Regions from separate parts of the Homo sapiens genome. Here region 2 is linked to region 1. The links are chromatin loops, found by intact Hi-C in ENCODE. Cell type or tissue: endothelial cell of umbilical vein. All regions are shown on one strand.

Region 1 (5,000 bases):
TTTCACCATGTTGGCCAGGATGGTCTCGATCTCTTGACCTCATCATGCGCCTCACAAAGTGCTGGGATTACAGGCATGAGCCACCGCTCCCAGCCGATGATATTTTTAAATCCAACCTAGGCATATTTCAGCTTGATTTCTGTATCCAGTGGGTGGTATATGAGAGCTACAATACGTCATGGGCACAGCAGTGGCAGGGCCAGGAGTGTAGGGCATTAGGCTCTGCTTTTGTGCCCCTCACTCATCTCCTTCAGTATCTCTCCCAATCATAGTGAAAAGTGGGCTTGCTAGGGAATGCAACTCCAGCAAGCACCTTTCATGCCCTTCAAACCTTATGGCTTCACTTAAGCCCTTCCTGAATGGGCAGTCTTGAACAGACCTTGGCTTTAGGGAAAGGTTTAGACTCTTTGTCAGACTGTTTTTTACCTGTCTAGCAAAACAAAACCAAAAACGAATAGTATCGTCTATCTGGAGAGGGTAAAAGTTACCTTATCTGATTAAGTAGCATACTCCTGGTTCCTTGGCGTGTTTATTTGGCAAGTGTTGCTTCACACATGTGAATCATCAGTCTGCCAATAATACTGTATTATGTGTCACTTTCTCCATGCACTTGTAAGCATGGTAAGAAAGTCCGTATGCTTCCACTTTTAGCTAGTCTGGGTTAGGAAATATATATACCACAGGAGGGCTTACCTTCTTAGAGCTATGTCTTGGAGCCGAGAGGACAAGTAAAGGTTTCTTAAACCTTGTTTAGTATTGGTTTCCTAGCCCCTCAAATCACTTGCACTGGGGTCAGGTGTGATGCTATCCCTTTAAGTCAAGCTTCTGGGACTTAAAAAAAATTACTAGTATATCTTAATTCTCTATGTTGATGGTATAAGAGAGTAAAAATTTCTTAAAAATCTAAAAGTCAACTAAATTTCACTCTGGAATGACTTTTTAGTCGTATTTGAATGTGTGTGTGTGTGTGTGTGTGTGTGTGTGTGTGCGCAGGAGGGAGGGAGAAAAGTAGGGGGAGAGAGACAGGGATAGAGAAAGAGTATGAATCTGAATTTTCACGATTAATAAAGAGTTGAGAACATACTTGGAAGGACTAACTCCGAAATGGGAACACTCTTGAGTTTCCTCCTTCCATACTCCTTGCCTGTTCTCTCTCTATGAATTGATAATGATCTCTGAGTTTGATAAAGCACCAGGCAAAGCTGAAATGTCCATTGCCTTTTCTCAAATCTTCCAGGGACTAGAGAAGAGGGGAAGTACTAATGGAGTCAAATATTTTCATACTGAATAAAAGTGAACATAGAGTCACACGTCAACCAAGCAAGTAATTAACCTGAGTACTGTTGGGAGCTACTGTCATTAGTATGAAAGATCTATCAGTAGAGAATCCATCTGTGAATAACTGAGTTGTCATTCTTCATAAAGTGATACAGAAAAATATAATCTTGAACGTTTGTCAAGACATTTTCTCAGATTAAAGACAAAAGTGCTACTAAACCACAATTCTTCTATTTTCAGAGACTGCTGTATCTATAAATGGAGTAGCTAGGCAGTCTAGGTAGCTCTGCTTCTCTCAGTACAATTTAATAGGTAATAATAAAGAGTGTTGCGTCATTTCAACCAGAGATGGTTTTTTCACTCCAAACCTCCCTTATGTGAATTTCAAACAAAAACAAAATACCACATCTTTTTTAGCCAGAAGCTTGGCAGGGAGGGAGGGGAGAAAGGACTTGAAGGAAGGAAGTGATCCATTGGACCCGGGTTAATATTCAGAATATCATAAATCACCTATCAGCCTGCAAGGCATGTTGAATGAAATTAAAAAGAGTCTATCCAGTTAAACTGGTTTAAAATAAGCCTGTGGAAGACAAGGTGTTGTACTTTTTTATTCTGGAGTTGTTTCCCTAAAGATAAGAAATGATCATAAATAAAACAATTGTCTTCAGCAGGGCTCAGCTCTCTCAGAATGAGGTTTTGACAAAGCTGTTTATTTTGGAGCAGGGAGAGATCAAAGAAGGAAGATTAACTGAGCCCTCTCTGGGCAGCCACTCAGTAACTTGAGGCGGGTCACTGACACCCGGAGCTTTTGTTCCTGCCACTGCAACTTCAGAAGAAAGAAACTAGGATTTCAATGTATTTTGGCCTTCTGTGCTGTAGCACTTACGGAATGTGTGGGGTGGGACTTCAGCGTCCAAATGTTCTATTTTCTGCTTTGAAGAAAAGGTGGCAGAACTCTCTAAACCTAGTTAGCAAAGTTCTATTGCAAATACAGCGTCCTCAAGTCACTTCAACACCCAGAGTACAGGAGTTGGAGGAGGGGATCGTGGGAGGCAGCGGGATATGATGGGAACAAAATTCAGTTCTGTAATGCACAAGTCAAGCAGGCAGGCACTTTTTTTTTCTTTTTTTCTTGCCTGAAATCTCAGCGGATTGTCTCTGCATGCCCAGCCCAGTATCTGAGTTGGCGAGGAGTGCCATCTACTGACCTACTTGCTCCTAGGTCTCAGCGCTGATTTTTCCCTTGAGATCTCACTTTCAACAACAATGGAGGAGGAAATTCTGAATGTAGTGGAGTATTTGGTTTCCTTTACAGTGGAGCATGTTAAAAACGATTGCCTTGCCTCTGTTAATACGTAATTTCCTTGTGTTGCCAAAAGTATTGTATTTTAAGTTAGCCTGGTCAAATTAGTCATTTGGTTATCTTCATATTAAAAATGATGAAAAAAAGCATGATTGTCAGGAAAGACTGTTAAAAGGACACTTTTTACTCGTGCATTATTCTCAATTAAAATAAAAATATGCCCCTTCAGGAGTATTCGGTCTTTTCCAGGATGTCATGTTCCTATCCTCATCCAGTAAAATGTTTATTAGTAATAAAAAATGTTAAAGCTGAATGGGAATCTGGGTCTTATCTTGTTCATCTCTCCCATTTCATCCTTTGCGGTCCAAAAATATTAAATAATAAGGCTGGGACTTGAACTTGGGCTTCTGAGCCTAATCAGTGCTCTTGCCACTACAGATTAAAAGTGGACTCATTCTTAAAATCTTTATGTTACGGAATGTGGTAAACTTGTGGACAGAAGTGTTACTAAGTTAGGGCACAGAATGGGTAAAGAGAACAGTAGGAATATAAAACCTCTTAAGATAAATTAGGTCCTTTATTTGGCATTTTCCTCCTTTAATATTAGTCTCCAGTTATAACAACTCACTTCATAATGAGTTATAATGAAAAAGACAAATTACTTTGCTTTTTGTGTTTATACACATGTGTAAGCACTCATCATTTATAAATTTAGTGGTTTCAAGCTTTTTCAAGTGAGGACCATTTAAAAATACTTCCCTTTTAATCCTCAGTTTTGAAGATGCTGTCAAAGAAATCAGCTGCATTTATTAAATAATAATTTGCTTCTCCTTTTTATTAAGTAGAAACATAGCTTCCCACCAAAGCTTCTATACAGTATGTAAAGCTATTCATAACTTAAGTTGTAATCAGTCCAGATAAAAGGAAAAGCACTTGGCGTTTTACCAAGGGTAAACACATCATTTCTTAAAACACAGAAGATAGTCGGCCATCTTCATTTCCAAAGCTGTATCAGTTTTGTGCATATGAGTAATTTTAGAATGTGAAAGTTAGGTACTAAAAAGGGCATTTGAGTATTTGTTTTTATCATCCCTAGCATACTGAACACTAGTAGTCATGCTGAAACAGCAGAATGAATAGGAAAAAAATTCTTGCCAGAGGGAACTATAATCTCTGTATAACTCAGCTGCTATACATATGGTGAGAGTGTTGTCGCAAAAGAGAAGCAGCCTTGGAAGCTTAGATCAATTTCCTTATCATCAACTGTGTTGTTTTTTTTTTTTTTTTTTTTTTAGTTCTACTTTTCTGACTCAGCATTTCAGATCTAAGTAATTCATTTTCCAAGGAAAATAAGATTAGAGAGAAGAAGGAAAATGTATAGAAAAGAAATGCTATTTGGAAAGCAAATGTTACTGTACATTTCATTCAGTGGATGCCTTTGTTTAGGTGGCTGGTTAGCTAAGAGATGCTTGAAATAAAATTTAACACAGCGTTCTCTTTGATCCCTAGATTCTTGAAGTGAAAAGTCCAATAAAGCAAAGCAAATCAGATAAGCAAATAAAGAATGGTGAATGTGACAAGGTAGGTTTCTAGTCTGTTACTAGGAGGGCTCCAACACTGACAAGCCTTCCGTTTCTTTGTGTTGCCCTTGATCATCCTTGCTGGTTCTCCTTTCATTTTCTTCATCAAAGTGTCCAAGATGCCCAAATGATGAGTATTTCATCCCAGTGCTTTGTAGTTTGTTTTCCATGTGTTGTTTATATCTTCAGTATTAAGCTTGGCCTTATGCTGTCATTTGCCATGATGCCTACGTTGCCAAGGGATTTCAGGCACATTGAATTGGGAATTAAGAGAATTGTGGTAGAGATAGAATATTAAGGAATCTCAGATGTAGATGAGCAAGACATCTGATGCTAGTGCAGTGTGCTTTCCCAGAGTGTGCGTCATGCTTCTGAAACCTGACTACAACACCTGGTGGGGTTAAGTTGCCTGGTTTGGGCAGAGCCCTAACCTTGCTCTGTAGGGCCAGGGCAGACCTCTGTAATGTTTCACAAATCTTTCATTTGCCTTTATCGCAAATGGTGCTGGGGGCACCCATGCAGTTACACTAACAAAGACTCGTGAGTCTGAGCATATGGAAAGAGAGGTACCCCCTCTCCCCTTTCAGGGGAGCTCTTCACAAATCAGATGATAATTAGATAGTGATCCCTGTTTTTCGTAATACATTCTTCTGTTCTTCTGTCACTTGCTGGCATTGCTTACTAGCAATGTTTGGTATGACCAGGAAGCCTTTTTAAAACAAAAACAAAACAAACAGGAAAAACCCCACAAAATTCCCCTGACTTAATTGGTAATGTACATTCTTGTTTCCATGTTCAAACTTAGAATTTTTTTCTCTTAGAAACCTTCTGAGATTCAA
Region 2 (5,000 bases), 530 kb before region 1:
CATGCCTGTAATCCCAGCTACTCGGGAGGCTGAGGCAGGAGAATCCCTTGAACCCAGGAGGCAGAGGTTGCAGTGAGCCGAGATTGCACCATTGCACTCCAGCCTGGACAGCAGAGTGAGACTTCATCTCAAAAAAAAAAAGAGAAAGAAAAAGGAAAGAAAGAAGAAATACTTGGAAATAAAAAAGACTCAGGATAAAGTAATGGGAGGATCAAAAGCAGGGTTTGAAGAAATTTCATCTGGAAAAATCCCAAATTGATTGCAACAAAAGAAAGACAAGATGCAAGGAGATGATTTAAGAGAGCTTAGAGTAATCTTGGAAAAATCCAAATGTATTTCTAGAATCTTCTCTGATTAACCTGGGAGAGAAGATGACAGTTCAAGGACTATGGAGCCTCACTGCCTGGGTTCAATTTCCAGGCTCCTCTACTTGTTAGCTATGTGACCTTGACACATTAACAGCACCTACCTCACAGTGTTGAAAGTATCTAAATCGATTATTAGCTGTTATTATTGCAATTATTTTTATTAACCAGCTCTGAAAGTTCATATTATTTCTTGTCACATAGTTTGAGAAACTTCATGGGTCCCCCAGCCTTTGTGTTTTAAGCAAATGAACTACATATACTGAGCAGAATATGGAATCCAGTCTAAAATCCTACTATACATTTGGCAGAATTCTGTCCAATACGCCTTCTAATTGACCCCTAAAACAATGATGTTATTTTCTTTTCCCTTTGAAATTTTCTAGACTCTCTACAGCACAAGCAACAAGTATCTTAACCCAAAGATTTTCTGTGCTTATATCTCGGACACACCTCATAACTTCTGATGCCACTGCCAAAAGTTATCAGATGTCTTCTGCCATCCCCTGCACTAATGCTTTTTCTTGTTTCTGTTCTGATGGTGACTTTTTATTATAAATCAGCTTTTCAGTAAGACTTTAGACTTCAGTTTTCCTTCAAATATCTAAGTGCACAGCTTAAAACACAAAAAGGTACCACGTTTCTCCCTTCTCTATGCCAACTAATGAGATGCCAGGGACAAAAAAAACATAGAAATCACCTATGTCTGAAATTAAACCTTCCTCCTAGAAAAGCGTTGCTCTTCCCAGATCCTTCTTCTCTTTTTAGTTGAATGAAGACACTATATTAGGCAAAAAAAAAGCTTCTGAAACAAGTATTTACACAATTTTAATTCTAACTAAATATATGAAAGGAAAATGGATGGCAAAGGACAAAGATGGGTCTTGAAAAACCCTCTGAATTTTGCTGTGCTATGAAACTGGTGGCAATTGGTGTGATACAGAATAAAAGTGAATCAAATTAATTACAACCAAATGTATAAATTAGGCATCAAAATAAGATGTTATAGAAAGATATTTTAGAAATGCTAATTATTTTTACATCAAGTTCATTAAATCTTTACAATTCATATATTTTTACTTATAACTGATATATAACCTACTATGTCTGAACTATATAAATCTCTTTGCTGTGACATTTTGTTTTGTTATTCATTCATACATTTTAATTTGTATACATCATATGAGTAAGTGTGATAAAATATTTAAAAACAATAAAAATACATTTCCCAAGGACTTTCCAGCTTCCCTCTTCCCCTGGTTTTGCCATAATCTGCAATAATCAGATTTCATATAAATCATCTAATAGAATCACAGAACTTTATTTTTAAAAGGTAGCTGAAAGGAAAAGTAAAATAAACATTAAAACCAAGGGTTATTTTTCTAAAATGCTTTTATTTACTTTTAATTCCAAACACTCACAAAATACAAACACTGGTCCCCTACATAATTGCAAAGGATTAGAATTAAGATATAGGCAGTAGCATTTCTTTAAACAATAAATTGATATTTATTCTGAATAATGACAGTTAAGCATTGATGAAGTAAAGCAAATTCCTAGACATTACTCCCTAATAAATACGCTGGGCAGTGGGGGAAAACATGGCAGTTTCTTTCAGAAATACATTGAAATATTTGAGTATTCAGTTGGGTCAACTATTTTGGTGGCCTTTAAAAGCAACTTACATTAATTATGATCAAAAAAATTATTTCTAAACAAACAACTTCTTAAACATATCATGAAGGGAGAAAACACTAAAACATAAAGAAGAGGACACGGGAACCTACCTCATGTACAAGAGCAAGTGAAGTCTGCTTGAAACTTCGCCCTCTGCTGGCCATCAGTCTGTTCAATGGTTTTCCATCTTTACTCTGATACATGGAAACATCATAGCAAAATAACATACCACCTTTAAAAAAAATTATATAGACTTTATTTTATTTTTATTTTTATTTTTTTAAGACAGAATCTCACTCTGTTGCCCAGGCTGGAGTGCAGTGGTGCAATCTCAGCTCACTGCAACCTCCGCCGCCTGGGTTCAAGGGATTCTTCTGCCTCAGCCTCCTGAGTAGCTGGGACTACAAGCGTGTGCCACCATGCCCGGCTAATTTTTTAAGTTTAGTGGAGACAGGGTTTCACCATATTGGCCAGGCTGGTCTCTAACTGCTGACCTCATGATCCGCCTGCCTCATCCTCCCAAAGCGCTGGGATTACAGGTGTGAGCCACCGCGCCCAGCTTACAAAGACATTTCTTATGGAAAAACTTTACTAATTAGATTCTCAGTAACTGATAATCAATCTGGATAGAGATATTTATAACTAAAAGCTAACTTGTTAAGCAAATTATGATTTTTGACCATTTATATATAAGGAATAAAAAAACACAAGAGATTTAAAAAGCTAATATTTAAAATACTATTGGGACAGGCACGGTGGCTCACACCTGTAATCCCAGCACTTTGGGAGGCCAAGGTAGGCAGATCACTTGAGGTCAGGAGTTTGAGACCAGCCAGGTCAACATGGTGAAACCCCATCTCTACTAAAAACGCAAAAATTAGCCAGGCATGGTGGCGAACACCTGAAATCCCAGCTACTCGGGAGGCTGAAGCAGGAGAACCACTTGAACTAGCAGTGGAGGTTGCAGTGAACTGAGATTGTGCCACTGTACTCCAGCCTGGGCAACCAAGAGAAACTCTGTCTCAAAATATAAACGTAATATAATATAGTATATTACTTATTGACTCATAGCTTTTTAGTTAAGATCACATGTAAAATATTATTTACAATTTACTTATGAGTAAATAAGTATAAGTATAAATAAATGAACAAATTTGCAAGTCTTGACTTTGTGAACTGTTTAGTTCTAGAGATTCTATTAAGTTTTTTAAAAATTTCAATTAAAGAGAAATACTTGCACATATTAATCTTCATGAACACATGATAACATGGGTCCCTTTAGTTTATACTCAAAAGTGGACAAGCTTTCCCTCATTCCTGTATTCACATACACTCACTCTCCCTCTTCTCCCTGCCCTTTCCACAACGGTCAGTTAAGCTCTCAGCTGAACCTCCAGCTTATTTATGTTTTTTATTGCACTGAGTTTTATTATCTTTATTATTTCTTCCCTGATCCTTTAAGTTTGATTTGCTGTTCTTTTCCAAGCTTCTTGAGTTGGAAGTTTAAATACTGATTATTTTCCTTTCTTTTCTAAAATATACATTGAAAGTGTGAATTTCCCTAGAGGGGAAACAGTGTTTAAAAATACTATTTTAGCTGCAACCTACAGGTTGTTATATGGCTTATCTTCATTATCATTCACTTCAAACTATCTTCTCATTTCCATTTTGATTCTTTTCTCTGATCCATCCATTACTTATAAGTATACTGTTCAATTTTCAGCCAACTGGAGATATCATGGTAATCATTTTTGTTATTTATTTCTAGCTTAATCCCATTGTCATCAGAGGACAAACTCTAAGTGACTTCAATATCTTGAAATTTATTGAAGTTTGTGGTCCAGCGTATGGTCATTTTGGTAAATTTTCCATGTACAGTTAAAAGATATATAAATTCTATCACTATAAGGTACAATGTTCTACATGTCTATACAGTAGTTTGTTCATAGATTGTTCAGATATTTTGTGATCTTATAGATTTTCTTGTCTCCTTGCTCTGCCAGCTACTGAAAAAGATATTTTAAAGTTTCCATTATTATTGTGGGTTTGTCTATTTCCTCTTTTAGTTCTACTCATTTTTGTCATATATTTTGAAAGTATGTTATTTCATGTAGGCCAGTTAGAATTGATATTTTCCAAAGAGAGTGACTTCTTTATCTCCAGGAATCATTCCCTTCATTTCCAGCTTCTTCCTTTGTCCTGTGTCTAGTGCAGTATATGAAAGAACCACAGAAGTACTAAATGGTGTTATTGTCAATCAAAGAGTAGTTTTCCTCTCTCCTCTGTTAGGCAGACTGGGTGAAGGACTGATTACCTCAACCTAATCAGGAATTGATCTGGGTTAGGACTGATTATAACTTTTGTAATTTGAGTCCAGCTCTGGTTCACTCCTTTGCCAGGGTATATCTCCCCACAACACCCCCCACTAATTGGCAGTCTAATGAGTCTTTGACTCCTCAATCTGAAAAAATTATGAGAGATTTAGGTCTGCTCTCAGAAATTTTCAGCTTAGCTCTTTAGCTTTCCATCCCATAAAGCTTCAAAATGTCGCAAATAACTTGAGAGAAATTGGCCTTGTGCTCAAGGTCACTCAAGTTCTGAGTTGTGTCACTCTTGCTCCACATGATTGCCAAGATGTCTGCTGGTTTCTCCACCTCCTCACCAGCTTCTCAATAAAGTTGAGGCTGAATGCTCAGATTCCAGCTGTGGCCAGAATTAGTAAGTTCACCCAGGTGAGAGCAGTTGCAGATCTTCAGTATCAATTCACCATTCTCTCTTGGGCTTTTACCTCTTGCATGCTGTTTTTTCAAGCCCATTCTCCTAGCTCGTCTTTGTTTCCTAAGCATCAGAAGACTAAAAGGGATTTCACTTTGCCTTTCAGAAGCTTTCAGCCTAGCTCTTTAGCTCTTGGTGCAAATTCAAAATTCAGCAAATGTCCTGTGAGAAAAATCTCTAATT

What was found. Peaks named below come from ENCODE experiments on the same cell type or tissue, not always from the same donor. Only the 100,000 strongest peaks of a DNase experiment are listed, where the experiment ranks them.
Region 2: a loop joins it to region 1, with 8 times the contacts of the local background. A loop is called at or near these places in 12 of 110 quality-filtered maps.

Annotation. Positions count from the first base shown.
Region 1 is chr9:20,353,970-20,358,969 of GRCh38, reverse strand. MLLT3 (MLLT3 super elongation complex subunit) reads left to right here. Exons shown (of 11, transcript NM_004529.4): 9 at 4,091-4,162. The region is part of intron 3 of LOC124902129 (a long non-coding RNA gene); the gene reads right to left. Among named protein-coding and RNA genes, the nearest start is that of MIR4473, 55 kb to the left of the region's middle. In endothelial cell of umbilical vein, a CTCF peak has its summit at 2,489 (motif pointing left); DNase peaks (open chromatin) are centred at 1,699 and 2,489; H3K4me3 peaks cover 270 bases; H3K27ac peaks cover 417 bases.
Region 2 is chr9:20,882,383-20,887,382 of GRCh38, reverse strand. It overlaps FOCAD (focadhesin), which reads right to left. Exons shown (of 44, transcript NM_001375567.1): 21 at 2,153-2,274. Among named protein-coding and RNA genes, the nearest start is that of SNORA30B, 98 kb to the right of the region's middle. In endothelial cell of umbilical vein, a CTCF peak has its summit at 2,186 (motif pointing left); a DNase peak (open chromatin) is centred at 2,182.